2 separate regions of the Homo sapiens genome follow, and region 1 is linked to region 2. A link is a contact called in ENCODE Hi-C or POLR2A ChIA-PET data. All regions are on one chromosome and are shown on one strand. Each heading gives the region's core, a stretch centred on a gene start or an enhancer-like site at or near the end of the contact. The rest is flanking DNA. Distances are from core to core; before and after follow the strand shown.

Evidence for each region. Hi-C counts contacts between places; a loop is a spot of excess contacts on that map. ChIA-PET counts read pairs that join two places held with the same protein, here RNA polymerase II (POLR2A). Pooled maps may share reads with other maps.
Region 1: POLR2A ChIA-PET joins it to region 2 with 12 read pairs in Panc1. The contact joins two enhancer-like sites. A Hi-C loop is called at or near these places in 3 of 50 pooled maps. POLR2A ChIA-PET finds 5 or more read pairs at or near these places in 3 of 52 experiments (GM12878, Panc1 and activated B cell).

Annotation. Positions count from the first base shown.
Region 1 is chr12:93,446,593-93,453,806 of GRCh38, reverse strand. No RefSeq gene overlaps it. Among named protein-coding and RNA genes, the nearest start is that of UBE2N, 8.3 kb to the right of the region's middle. Within about 2 kb of position 5,711, at least 5 of the 41 ENCODE cell types and tissues checked have a DNase peak (open chromatin) inside an H3K27ac peak, as active enhancers do.
Region 2 is chr12:92,998,452-93,006,248 of GRCh38, reverse strand. It overlaps LINC02413 (long intergenic non-protein coding RNA 2413), which reads right to left. Exons shown (of 4, transcript XR_945212.3): 2 at 2,276-2,512; 3 at 20-155. LOC643339 (a long non-coding RNA gene) reads left to right here. Exons shown (of 5, transcript NR_040096.1): 4 at 1,651-1,735; 5 at 2,426-2,491. Among named protein-coding and RNA genes, the nearest start is that of LINC02413, 12 kb to the right of the region's middle. Within about 2 kb of position 3,413, at least 3 of the 41 ENCODE cell types and tissues checked have a DNase peak (open chromatin) inside an H3K27ac peak, as active enhancers do.

The DNA of each region.
Region 1 (7,214 bases), core at 4,462-6,961, 450 kb before region 2:
CAGCCTTTCCTGTGATCGTGTGAACCACCCCATGTCCTCCCAGTGAATTCCTTTTCTGTTTAAGTCAGCCTGAGTCAGTTTCCATGCCTGTAACCAAGAACCCTGACTAACATAATATTTTGCACTTACTCGGTGACAATTCTATTAACATTATGTTTCCATTCCCCGTAAGCCCATAAGGGTAGTTTTTTTTCCTGCAACCTCTGCCTCCCGGGTTCAAGCGATTCTCGTGCCTCAGCCTCCTGAGTAGCTGGGATTACAGGGACGTGGCCAGCTCGTTTTTGTATTTTAAGTAGAGATGGGGTTTCACTCTGTTGGCCAGACTGGTCTTGAACTCCTGACTTAAAGTAATTCACCCGTCTCGGCCTCCCAAGGTGCTGGGATTACAGGTGTGAGCCACCGTGCCTGGCCCCATAAGAGTAGTTCTTCATCTGATTTTGCTCATAATTTTACTTGCAGAGTCTAATATAGTGTCTGGCACTTAGTGGGCGCTAACCAAATAAATGTTTTTGTTTTGTTTTGTTTTTTTGAGACAGAGTCTCACTCTGTCACCTAAGCCAGAGTACAATGGCATGATCTCAGCTTACTGCAACCTCCCCCTCCTGGAGTCAAGCAATTCTCCTGTCTCAGCCTCCTGAGTAGCTGGGATTACAGATGCCTGCCACCACGCCTGACTAATTTTTGTATTTTTAGTAGAAATGGGGTTTCACTATGTTGGTCAGGCTGGTCTCGAACTCCTGAACTTAGGTGATCCACCTGCCTTGGCCTCCCAAAGTGCTGGGGTTACAGGTGTGAGCCACCGAGCCTGGGATAAATGTTGGATGGATGAAGAAGCCTTCTCTCTGTCTTCTATATACTCCTCATTGCATCTTCTATATCTCAGTTTAAAAACTTGTCACATCAAATTGTATTAGTTTTTAATGTCTGTTTCCCCTATTAGAATGTAAGCTCAAGCCAGGTGTGGTGGCTCATGCCTGTAATCCCAGCACTTTGGGAGGCTGAGGTGAGTGGATCACCTGAGGTCAGGAGTTTCAGACCAGCCTGACCAACATGGTGCAACCCCATCTCTACTAAAAATACAAAATTAGCCAGGTGTGGTGGCACATGCCTATAATCCCAGCTACTTGGGAGGCTAAGGCAGGAGAATTGCTTGAGCCTGGGAGGCGGAGGTTGCAGTGAGCCGCGATCGCACTATCGCACTCCAGCCTGGGCAACAAAAGCAAAACTCCATCTCAAAAAAAAAAAGAAAAAAAAATGCAAATTCAAGATCAGAGATCCTACCTTTCCTACCTTGTTCATTAAAAAAAAATTTACTTCCTAGACCAGGCATGGTGGCTTATGCCTGTGAACCCAGCACTTTGGGAGGCCAAGGCCAGAGGATCGCTTGAGCTTAGGAGTTCGAGACCAGCCTGGGCAACAAAGCAAGACCCCATCTCTATCTTTAAAAAAAAAATTTAAAAAAAATTTAGTTCCTAAACCAGGTGTGGTGGCTGGTGGCTCAAAAAAAAAAAAAAAATACAAAAATTAGCCAGTCATGGTGGTATGTGCCTATGGTTTCAGCTATTCAGGAGGCTCAGATGGGAGGATAGTTTGAACCCAGGAAGTCGGGGTTGCAGTGAACCATGATGACACCACTGCGCTCCAGCCTGGGCAGCAGAGTGAGACCCTGTCTCAAAAAAAAAAAAAAAAAAAGTTCCTATAGATGGTCTAGTATAATACATCATAGGCAGAGAATGAGTGAAGGCAGGAAGGAGAGAATGTGTGCAGCCATTATGTTACTGCTGAACACATAACAAAGAAGAATATGGTGTTCCCTGCCTTAAAGGGGTGCACAATGTGGTGAAGGAGACAGGTAAACAGATTATTACAAGTGACTGTTGTTAGAACATGATGAACAAGGTGTTTTGGAGAACATGGAGAAAACTTCACTGTAGAAAGTAAAAAGTTTCCTCTTCAAAGTTTCCCTTCTTGTTAAAGAATAAATCATAAGTGTTAGAAATAATAATTTCTTTTAAAGACTAACTTCCTTTAAGCCTCCTTGCTTTGTGCAAATAACTCTCTGTTAAGCCCTATCCTATGTAGCTGTTAGACATGCTCACAGGCACATAGTACTTTCTATGTCCTTGTACTTTAACCAAGATATTTGTGCTGGACGTGCTCACAGGCATGTCCCAGCTCGCAGCCTATGCCCCTTCCTTATTTGGGAATATTATTACTTTTCTAAGTCCTTTGGTAAGCAACTTCCTCTTTTCCTCTGTTCTCCATTGCTTTTACCTATTTTTAAAAGTTTTTAAGCTGTTACCAATCGGGTGCAGTTTAGACTGTGAGGTCTGGCTCCAGCCAATGGAGACAGGACACAGTAGCAAGGACAAGCTGCATAAGGAATAAAAATTGCTTCCCTCCTTTGTTCAGATGTGCTGTCACCATTGTTCCATCTGCGAGGAGCACCCTTTCTGCAGAAAGTAAAATTGCCTCGTTGAGAGAATTTTTGTCTGAATGCTAATTTTTCCTTGTGGTACCAAGGAACAAGCATTCTGTTTTTAAATAAACATTTTACATATAACATTCATGGAGGAGGGCAAGAAACCATCAGGCAGATGGGGTGGAGAACCACTTGTGAAAAGGCAACCAGATGTGAAAATTATGGTGTTAGAGGGAGTGCAAGTATGACCCATTATAGGACGTTCAAAACAATGAAGAGATTGCCCAGGTTGTGATCTGGGGTTGCTTTCAGGGAGTTGTCATAGAAAGTAAGCAGTCGGGGCCTGGCGTGGTGGCTCATGCCTATAATTCCAGCACTTTGGGTGGCAGAGGCGGGAGGATCACTTAAGGCCAGGAGTTCAAGACCAGGTGAGGCAACATGTTCTCTATTAACAACATGTTGTCTAGCCTGGTCTTGAACACATAACATCTTTCTTATGCTACTGCTTACTTTTTGTTGTTGTTGTTAATAGGGATGTTACAACAGCATCTCTATTAACAACAACAACAACAAGAAGTAAGCAGAAGCATAAGAAAAAGTCGGGGCCGGGCGCAGTGGCTCACGCCTGTAATCCCAGCACTTTGGGAGGCTGAGACGGGCGGATCAGGAGGTTAGGAGGTCAAGACCATGCTGGCTAACATGGTGAAACCCCATCTCTACTAAAAATACAAAAAATTAGCCAGGCGTGGTGGCGGGCGCCTGCAGTCCCAGCTACTCGGGAGGCTGAGGCAGGAGAATGGCGTGACCCCGGGAGGCGGAGCTTGCAGTGAGCTGAGACTGCGCCACTGCACTCCAGCCTGGGAGACAGAGCGAGACTCCTTCTCCAAAAAAAAAAAAAAAAAAAAAAAAAAGAAAAAGTCAAGTGGTTTTGTGATTTTGTGATTACAAGAGGAATAAGTTTTCTGATTGGTGAATTTCATACTAATGAACTCAGTCTGCTCAGCCTTTTATCTTTCCCTCCTCCCATTTTTTCTCTCTCCTATTTTTTTTTTTTTTTTGTCCCTGCCTCTGGCCTCATGCATTCCCATTTGCTGTCTTGGGTTAAGGAGCTTGCAGTTGTCTAGCTGTGCTAAGTGACTACGTAGCTATAATTGCAATTATGGGGCTAGTGGGGGAACATTAGTAAGCCCAACTGACTGCTGATTTAGAGCTATATTCTCCAATCAGATTTACTAATAATGAAAGCAATATTTTAATTTCTGTCTGTTGTGTTTTTCAACTGGTTATAATTTCAGGAGTGGAAAGCCAGGTATGGTGGCTCACGCCTGTAATCCCAGCACTTTGGGAGGCCAAGGTGGGCAGATCACGAGGTCAGGAGATCAAGACCATCTTGGCCAACATGGTGAAACCCCGTCTCTACTGAAAATACAAAAATTAGCTGGGCGTGGTGGTGCGCACCTGTAGTCCCAGCTACTCGGGAGGCTGAGGCAGGAGAATTGCTTGAACTGGGGAGGTGGAGGGTGCAGTGAGCTGAGATCGCACCAATGCACTCCAGCCTGGGCGACAGAGCGAGACTCTGTCTCAAAAGAAAAAAAAAATTCAGGAGTGGAAAGAGGTGAACAATACTGAACACCCAAAACCCAACAATCTGGAATACTGAACACCTGGGGCCAACTTAAAATTCAACCATCTGAAATATCTCACACTTGGACCAAAAGAATTTGAACAGGCAGGAGGAAAGATATAGGTATTGGGTCAGAAGAGTTTAGAAAAGCAGGAGTAAGTAAATTATAAGTCAAGGTTCCTGTTGCAACTGTTTTGCTTTTCTTGAAAAGATCACATTATATGACATTGACTCTCAAGCTTCAGACTCTTCAGTAGCCCCTAGGGAGCTTGTTAAAACCACAGAGACATGGGGACTATGACTTGAACTCAGAAGACCTTGGGCAGGGCCCCTTCACTAGTATGTTCAACTAGTCTCTGAGGTGAGCAAGCAGTCTAAAGTTTGAAAACATCTGTTCCAGGGTATATCGGATCCCAAATCAATGCACTTAGAAGAAAAATAACAATTTCAAAAACATTTCTAATCATACTAGAAGCAGATGAATTTTTTTTTTTTTTTTTTTTTTTTTTGCAGATAGCAAGTGACATAATAGAGAAACATGGGAGAAATCAATCAGACTTGAGACAGACAGGTGATGGTGAAGGAGGAAGAAAGGTGATGGGAGTGAATTAAAAAGAAACTTGGGTGGGGCACACCAGGTGGGAGGAAGTGGGAGAACAGTTTAGGCTGGGTAGGGGCTGAGTATGCAATCACTGGCAGAGTTACGAAGTGACTGAAGCCCAGGGACGTGGAAAGCAAACAGTTCTCCTGGGAACCTGAAAGGGTGACACACAGGCGGAGAAGTGAGCCCTGCTTTGCAGAGTTCCTGTTCCAGCCAGGCTTCTGGCCAAATGTCTTGAGTTACCAACCTCTGGAGTCCTGTTTCCACTGGGAACTGGCCCAGACAAAGGAGACGAATATACGTGTGGAACACCCTCCTCCATCCACTTTTATTTATTTATTTATTTATTTGAGACAGAGTCTTGCTCTGTCACCTAGGCTGGAGTGCAATGGCACAATCTCGGCTCACTGCAACCTCCACCTCCTGGGTTCAAGCGATTCTCCTGCCTCAGCCTCCCAAGTAGCTGGGATTACAGGCACGTACTACTTACTATGCCCAGCTAATTTTTTTTTTTTTTTGTATTTTTAGTACACATGGGGTTCACCATGTTGACCAGGCTGGTCTCGAACTCCTGACCTCAAGTGATCCGCCCACCTCGGCCTCCAAAGTGCTGGGATTACAGCCATGAGCCACCTCACCCGGCTCCATTTACTTTTATAGGAACATTGCAGAATCAATGATGGATCCTACAAAATCACTCTAGTGGTGCATGCACTTAAAGGTACTTAAAGCTGTCACTAGGTGAGATAACATTCACAAACACTTTGTAAAGCATAAAACACTAAACAAAGCAAAGGTGTATTACTCTGATTCTCCTGGGTCTCATGTTTCCCAGGGTCTTCCATGTGAGACAGCACTCCTTAGGGACTGCCTATGACCCTGGAAGATCCCACTTAGGTCCTTCTTACAGGCTGGTCTTGTGCTGGTTAAGAGTTTGTAAGTGCTCAATGTCTTATGATGAAGGCATGAATATAAGCCACCATGCAATTTTTCTTCCTTTTTTAAAATCAGTGAGCAGTCTTTTCTTCCCACACCCCCACCCCACCTACTGCCTGTTTGAGTCAGTGTTCATGAACCTTCCTCTCACAGATTCTACTGTCTTGATCACCCACGAAACAGTTTCCCTACGCTGCAAGAAACAATAAGGGAACTTGCAAACAAATACTTCTGCCTGATGACAATTGTATATGAATTGAAATAGGACCTCTATTAAAGGTGACTGATATACCATTTTCCAAACTGAACTACTCTATTCTTTTTCTGCAAAGCATTAGTTTGTAGAAAAACTCTGTTGCTCTCCAGAAAGTCAAGTTGAAAGGTTTAGAGATTGACATAAACATCCTGTGCTTTCTCTAAGTGTTCACTTACGGATCATGAATCTATGGCAACCATTCTCAAACAGGTGTTTATATTCAGCCTGCACCGACTGATTTATTCCCTTGACAAGTATTTTTTGAGAGCATATATGTAGCAGTCCCTGCACTTGGGCCCAGGATACAGAGGTAACCAAGACAGAGAAGATCCCTGACTCTGAGAAGATCAGGCACATATGTCCTAAGTTATTGCCTATAGGGTAAATAGTACTTAGGTCTCTGCCATTACAAGACCAAAGTAGAAAACCTGGAATATTTGGGGGTGGGTAATGAGGAAGCAGCAAGGGGCAGTAAAATATTGTTTGGGGGAGTAAGAGTTTCTCATACAATGGGACTCCTCTAATGCCTCCAACATAGCATTCATTCTTATTTGCTTGTCCCCTGTAAGATAATGCAAAGGCACTTGCACTTTGAGTCCCAGAAGGAGCAGAGACTGGAAAAAAACAAGGAGAAGAGTGCGGCCTGACAAAGAACCAAAAAAAGACTAATTAGCTAAGAGTTCTGGTCTGGGCGTGGTGGCTCATGTCTGTAATCTCAGCATTTTGGGAGGCTGAGGTGGGTGGATCACCTGAGGTCATGAGTTCGAGACCAGCCTGACCAACATGGTGAAATCCCGTCTATACTAAAAAATACAAAAATTAGCCGAGTGTGGTGATGAGCGCCTGTAGTCCCAGCTACTCAGAAGGCTGAGGCAGGAGAATTGCTTGAACCCGAGAGGCGGAGCTTGCAGTGAGCTGTGATCGCACCACTGCACTCCAGCCTGGGCAACAAAGCGAGAGACTCTGTCTCAAAAAAGAAAAAAAAAGAAAAAAGGAAAGAAAAAAGAGTTCTGGGCCAGACATGGTGGCTCACACCTGTAAGTCCAGCATTTTGGGAGGCAGAGGCAGGAGAATTTCTCGAGGCCACGAGCTTGAGACCAGCCTGCACAACATAGCCAGACCCAGTCTCTACAAAAAAATTAAAAATTACCCAGGCATGGTGGAGGCTGAGTGGGGAGAAGTTGGAAACTACATTGAATTATGATTGCACCACTGCACTTCAGTCTGGGGCAACAGAGCAAGACCCTGTCTCTTAAAAAAAAAAAAAAAAAAGAGTTATGGCTAGCACTGCTCAGCTTAGTGAAGCTATCTGGCCACTGTCATCATTTATTCAGTACCATGGACCTGGACCAGCATCTTTTTGCTGAGTTTTGAG
Region 2 (7,797 bases), core at 2,164-4,663:
GCACGTGATTCCTACTCACCTCCACCAGGAAGCCTTCTCTGATGCCTCTGACTGGGAGAGGTACCCCTCTTTGCATAGCCTGCTCCACACATCATGTTAGAGTTCCTGGTTCCTCTTGATGACTCTGGGCTCTTTGTATCCACAGTATTCAGTGCCTGGCTTAGAGAAGGCTGTTGTTATCATGAGCGAGCCCTTTGATCCATGTAAACCGCTCACCCTCTGTCCCAGGGCTTACCATTCTTACTGGGATATGTCCCCTGCATTTTCAGAATGCCTGAAACTCTTGCTCGGTGTATTGTGTGCCTCTTTGTGTCACTGTGTATTTTGCTATCTGTTTAAGCCTTTCCCAAACACAGAGTATTTGGGAGAAAGACAGCAAGCAGCTTTTCCATCTCTATCCTCAAAACTTTAATTTAATGGCCAAACACATGGAGGTGCTTGATAAATAGCTGTCAGTAATGAGATGTTGATTTCTGTCTTCACTCTAGCTTCCACCCTTTTCCCATCAAATCCCACTCATCCTTAAGGTCTACCTCTTCCATGGACTGTTGCTTTTATTTTTCTTTAGAACACTTAGTCATTCACTGTACTTCACTTTTGGCTTATTATATTCTTATTTATTTATTTATTTATTTATTCTGATACAGGGTCTCACTCTGTCAATCATGGCTCACTGCAGCCTCGACCTCCAGGACTCAATCAATCCTCCCGCCTCAGCCTCCCAAGTAGCTGGGACTACAGGCCTGTGCCACCATGCCCAGCTAATTTTTGTATTTTTTTGTAGAGACGAGGTTTTTTCATGTTGCCCAGGATTTAACTGTTCTGTGTATGTACATAAGGTATCTCATACAAAGTTGTTTTTTTTTTTTTTTACAAAATTGTCTGTGTCTCATATTCTTTTGTAGCACTCTCCCCTCTGATATGTAAAATCATTTTCCTTCTTAACCTTACCAGGTTGAGATGAACAGGAAAGGACATCATATAAAAGCAGGTGAATGCCTTGTGTATACACGTTTGGGAAAATATGAAGTGTAGGTCTGGTGGGTTTGGGGAGTGATAAGGAGAAAATGAAACTAAAAGGACATTTTATAGAAGCATATTTAAGGATTAGCTGCTTAAATAATTGTTGTATTCATTAGCTTAATGAAAATGCTGAAAATACCTCAGAAAGGTGGAATAAAATGGGTCAAAAGTAAGAAAGACAAAAACATTAGTTTGGCTAAAGAGGGCAGTGCTGTGTGGTGGTCAGACCTTTGGTGTTAAATGAGCTGAGTTCCATTCCTTGCTCCTCCATTCACCATGAGACTTGGGCAAGTAACATCATTTCAAACCTCTGTATATCAGTAGTCATTTCAAACCCATTGTATAACAGGGCTGAGAGTACCTACCACATAGAGTTATTGCAACAATTACATGAGCTAATGCAGATTAATTCAAAGCCTGAGACAAATTAGCTTTTATTTTATTTTATTTTATTTTGGAGACAGGGTCTCGCTCTCTCACCCAGGCTGGAGTACAGAAGCATGATCTCGGCTCACTGCAGCCTTGACCTCCCAGCCTCAAGCAATTCTCCTGCCTCAGCCTCCCAAGTAGCTGGGCCCACAGTCATGTGCCACCACACCTGGCTAATTTTTATATTTTTTTGTACAGATGAGGTTTCATGTGCTGCCCAGGATGAGCCACTGTGCCCGGCCAAATGAGCTATTTATGATGATCATAAGGACACAAGATAAGGGTAAGGATGCAAGAGATTGAAGTGTAGAATTACTGTTGGTCACCGGGGGTGGTGGCTCACACCTGAAGTACTAGCACTTTGGGAGGCTGAGGCAGGAGTATTGCTTGAGGTAAGAGTTCAAGACCAGCCTGGGCAATTAGCAAGACCCTGGTCTCTACAAAATATTTGAAAATTAGCTGGGCATGGTGGCATATGCCTGTAGTCCCAGCTACTCAGGAGGCGGAGGTGGGAGGATCCCTTGAGCCCAGGAGTTCAAGGCTGCAGTGAGCTATGTTACCACCACTGCACTCCAGCCTGGGTGACAGAGCAAGACCTTGTCTCTTGAAAAAAACAAAAAAGAAAAAAACTATTACCATTGGTTAGTAATTAAGGAAGCAAGAGGCTTTTCATATGGAGCCAGCTGGGACCACAGCTACTTGGGGAGCTGAGGTGGGAGGATCGCTTGAGCCCGAGGCTATGGTAAGCTGAGATTGCACCACTGGACTACAGCCTGAGTGGCAGAGCCGACTCTGTCTCTAAAACAAAAACAATAGTACTTACTTAACAGAACTACTGGGAGACGTAAGAGGTATAATAATTGTAGAATGCTCTTAGCGTAACATCCATCATGCAGTAATTGCTCAATAATGTTAGTAAAATCTCCCAATGAGAAAGTTCAACATTATCTTCAACTCTTCTTTCTTGCTCCAGAAATCCAATCAGTTGCTACGTGCTGATGATTCTGATTCTGGCCCTGCAGTATCGCTTGCATGCACCTCCTCCTCCCTGTGCTCACTGCTGGAGAAAAGAGAACCTTGGCTGATGATTTATGGATCTACAAGTAATCGAAGCTTAACTGCCACAAAAATAACTTTATCCAGTCCTCCCCCCCTCCCCTGCACCTTCTCTAGTTAGCGCTGTAAGAACTTGGTTGCTCAGGTGGAAGGCATATAGATTGTATTGTATTTGAATAGCTCCCCAGGTAGCACAGTAATGTCTCTGCACTTGATTAAATAAGTCAGGTCAATTTTTCTGCAAGTTTTCCTCCATTGCAGCACTAACATCCACATTTAATTTGTTGCTTTATTTAACACCATCATCTGCTTTCAGGGCAAAATAAATAAAAAGGAACAATGGCCGGCCAAGGTGGCTCATATCTGTAATCCCAGCACTTTGGGAGGCTGAGGAGGGTGGATCACAAGGTCAGGAGTTCAAGACCAGCCTGGCTAACATGGTGAAACCCTGTCTCTACTACAAATACAAAAGTTAGCCAGGCACAGTGGCACGCGCCTGTAGTCCCAGCTACTTGGGAGACTGAGGCAGAAGAATCGCTTGAACCCAGGAGGCGGAGGTTGCAGTGAGCCAAGATCATGCCGCTGCACTCTAGCCTGGGTGACAGAGCAAGATTCTGTCTCAAAAAAAAAAAAAAAAAAAAAAAAAAAAGGAACAATTTGCCAGAGGAAAACCAGTTAGCTAAACCTGCTTTGCTTTGGCCAATCCCATGTTATGTGTCAACTGTCTCATTACAATTTGTTTATTTACAGGGAAGCCGCCAGTGTCTAAGATGTAAGGCATTCAGAAAATTGTGCAGATGATGGATTCACAGTACCTAGAATCCCCATGACTCAGTTTTCCACAAATGTGCTATTTGGGGAAATGCACACAGATCAGCAACTATTCACTTTTGCTGGCAGCACAAACATTGCTGACACGCACTCTTCCAAATTGCAAGCAGTTTCCACAGTGAAAACAATGAGAACAGAATCACAGCATTAAACAGTTGGCCGGGAATTTTAGAGATAACTTAATCTACCCCTTTGTTCTGGACACAGTCCTGTTTTAAGCTGTTTTGAATAGATAAAAAGTCCATGTTATTTTAATAGGTCTTCATCAGTAACCGTCTTCAAATATGACCACTCTCCAAATTAGACAGTAATTCCTCCAGTCTGGACCAGACAGTAGGGTTTCCTAGCCCAGAGCATTTGTCGACTTTCTCTTGTTGGTAAACAGCCAATTTCAAGGGTTTACCCATCTCTTCCCTGTATGTCTCGGGATTAAATTCTGATCTGTCTCAGCTTGCCAGTGACTGGTTTGGAGGGGGAAAGTGACCCAGTTCTGTGAAATAAAACCGTGGCAGGTCAGGCAAGGGGAGCTCCTAGATGCTTTTCTTGCTCCTAAAAGAAGACCTGTAGAAAAGCAGGTCATAGCTGCCATAGCTCCCTTGCCTCCATGAAGAGAACCAGCCAAAGATAAGGCCATCATAATGATGGTGGCAGAGCACAGATATGGAAAAAATATGGGTCTTTTTTTTTTTTTTTTTGAGACAGGGTCTCCCTCTGTCACCCAGGCTGGAGTACAGTGCCACAATCTCCACTCATTGCAACCTCTGCCTGCCAGGCCCAAGTGATCCTCCCACCTTGGCCTCCTGAATAGCTGGGACTACAGGCTCATGCCACCATGCCCGGCTAATTTTTGTATTTTTTATACAGACAGGGTTTCACTATGTTGCCCAGGCTGGTCTCAACTTCCTGGGCTCAAATGATCTATCCACCTAGGCCTCCCAAAGCTCTGGGATTATAGGCATGAGCCATTGTGCCTGGCCAGAATCTGAGTCTTTGATAATATTATTGAGACGCTGAATCAACCAACCTGAAACCACCCTACCTCAGAATTTTTTTGCTATGTGAACTAGTAAAATGTCTTTAGTGTTTATAGATTGATGACTAGAAATCAGTGGCTTTTTTTGTTTTTTTTTTTTGGTTGAGAATTTTACTGTAGAATGACATTCAAGATTCCATTCACAGGTAAAAGTCATTCCAGAGAATGGAACAATATTTGACATGCAAGCATTTAAAGAAAGGAGAGGTAAACAGTGGTAACTACTTCGGATTCACTGAGACCAAGCGTGCCAAGCTAAACATTCCTTTTTTGATAGGATTAGTAGATTACATGCCGGAGGAAGTCACCACCATCACATATTGGATTTCAGCAAGCATTTGATAAAATTGCTTATAATATTTTGGCCAATATTGGATGGAAAAATATTGAGGAGATGATGTAGTGCTGAAGAAAGACAAGATGCTGAGGAAGACAAGACTGGTTAACAGATCATGGCATTTTAAAGGTACAGTGACAGCCTTGAAAAAGAAAGAAATTCTGTCATTTGCAAAACAGAGATGGACTTAGGGAACATTATGCTAAGTGCAATAAGCCAGGCACAGAAAGACAAATACTGTATGTCTTCACTTATATTTGGAATCTAAAACAATCAAACTCATAGAAACAGAGAGTAGAATGGTGGTTACCAGAGGCTGGGGGCTGGGGGAATGAGGAGTTGATGGTCAAAGTATACAGCCTCAGTTAGACAGGAGGAGCAAGGTTGTGTTTTGGTTTGGTTTTGAGATAAATTGCACTGCGTGGTGAAGGTAGTTAATAATCGTGTATAGTACTTTTCAAAATTGCTAAGACAGTAAATTTCCAATGTCTTCACCACAAAAAAAAAGTATTTGAGGTGATGTATATGTTATTTAGCTTGATTTAATTACTCCGCATTGTATTCATAAGTCATAACATCATGGGCTGGGCCTGGTGGCTCACGTCTATAATCCCAGCACTTTGGGAGGTCAAGGCGGTAGATCGCTTTGAGCCCAGGAGTTCAAGACCAGCCTGGGCAACATGGCAAAACCCTGTCTCTACCAAAATTACAAAAGCTAGCTGGGCTTGGTGGCGTGCACCTGTAGTCTCAGCTACTCGGGAGGCAGAGGTGGGAGGATTGCTTCAGCACGGGAGACAGAGGTTGCACTGAGCCGAGATTGTGCCACTGCACTCTAGCCTGGGTGACAAAGCCAGATCCTGTCTCAAAAAAAAAAAAAGAAAAAGAGAACCATAACATCACTTTGTACCTCATAGGGATAGAAAGGGGGTGATCCCTTTTCTCCCCATCCTGAGGGTCCAAGCTGACACTCCTATAAAAAAGGACAGGTTAACAAGAGAAAAGCATACAAATTTATTTAATCATAGTTTTATATGACATGGGAGCCTTTAGAATGAAGACCCAAAGATACAGGTAAAACCATCCATTTTTATACTTAGGTTCCATGAAGAATGGACCGCAGTGTAGAACTGTGTTTGGACAGAAAAGGTATAATCTTATGGAAATAGACCGAGTGGGGAATCCCAGCAAGGCCTGTCTGTTAAGGTTCTTCCTGGCCTCTCTGTGCAGCTGTCTTCCTTCCAGGTATGAGGCAGAACCCTTTTTGGAATGAGTGTCTTATGACCTATCGTTAAACAATGTAAGTCAGAGATTTCTTTATGGCCAGGTCTTACACAGGAAGGTCGGGGAGTGGCAGGAGGTTAGAGTAATGTTTTTAGGTTTTATGGCTGGCTTTGAGGAACAGGAGTTCTAGTTTCTATAACACACCTTGGGGAAGAAGGATTATAGTTTTTATGGCTAGCCTCGGGGGAGACTGATGGGCCAGAGACAGGAGGGAAGGAGAAGGTCAGAGAGAACTTGCTTCTGAGGCTACCTCTGAGGCCTTCACTTTGGGATATTGTTTTCTGAGCCACAACAATCTCATAAATATATACAACTATAATCTGTCAATTTACAATTAAAATAAATTTTAAAAAATAAAGATACTGTGACAGGTAACAAACAGATACATGGTTCAGGCAAACAAAGAGGATGGGGGAGGTTGGCAAGTGTCTAATGGGAATGGTGGGCACACTAATAAGTGGGCAGTGTACTTGAGTCAGGAGCAAATGGTAGTCCTCGGCAGGCAAGAATGGGCACCACAGAAAGATGGACAGGCCACAGGCTTGTAATTTTAGTATTGGGGTATGGGTGGGGAGAAGTCTCTGCATGAGGATATATGCAAAATGGATGAAAAGATCCCAAGTTTAAACATGTTTTTAAAAAAATATAAAGGTACTCCAGTTAGAGAATAATGGGGATAAAAAGCAGTTTATTGAAACGGTAATTTCAGAAAGCATTGGCCAGGTGCAATGGCTCATGCCTATAATCCTAGCACTTTGGGAGGCCAAGGCAGGAGGATCACTTGGGGGCAGGAGTTCAAGACCAGCTATGAGTTTGGGCAACATAATGTGACATCATCTCTACTAAAAACAAACAAACAAACAACAACAACAACAAAAAAAAAACAAAAAAAAAAAACATTAGCTGGTTGGTGTCGCACATGCCTGTGGTCCCAGCTAGTCGGGAGGCTGAGGCAGGAGGATCACTTGAGCTGGGGAGGTCGAAGCTGCAGTGAGCTGTAATGATGCCGCAGCATTCCAGCCTGGGCCACAGTTAGACCCTGTCAAAAAAAAGAAAAAGAAAAAGAAAAAAGAAAGGGTCACATGCATGGCAGAAGCTCGGCTGTTAGCCCTAAGGGCCAGCACTGTACAAGGAGGAATCACAATCCTGTGCTGAGTTCTAGATTTTTGGTCTGGAGACCTTCAAATTCTGAGTATTATCCCTAGACAAATGGGGGAGACCACGCCCATAGAGAGAAGTCAGGTGGCCTAAGCTATAGAGAGGAGGGATACAAAGGGAAAGAATCAGGAAGTGCCTTATCCCCACGTAGGGTCAACCAGTAGGTCTATACCAGCTTTGTGGGAAAGCTCTTAATTATTTGTCTGAGAGCTTTGTCTATGACTCTGACCTATTCAAATAGTCATTATGAACTTGAATGAAAACAAGGATATGAAAATAAAATTTGTGAACAACACAGAGTTAGAGAAAACCTTTAATGCATTGGCTTCAATAATCAAAAAGTTGAGTGTAGTTAAACCTGGATAAGATTATCAGCTCCTCACGTGCCTTTTTCCAAGTTTGCAATAAAATACTAATGAAGACCAAAAAAAAGAAATCATAAAACTCAATTCACAATACCATATACTGAGACAATGTATGAGAACTGGCTTGTTGTGAGAATCTCAGAGGAATTTCCATGAATGGCAAGGCCAAGAGTGACTAACTGAAGGAGTTAAGTAGTGGATCCCATGTGCTGATGCAGGAAGCTTGCTTGAAAGAGTGTGTCTTGGCCGGGTGTGGTGGCTCACCCCTGTAATCCCAGCACTTT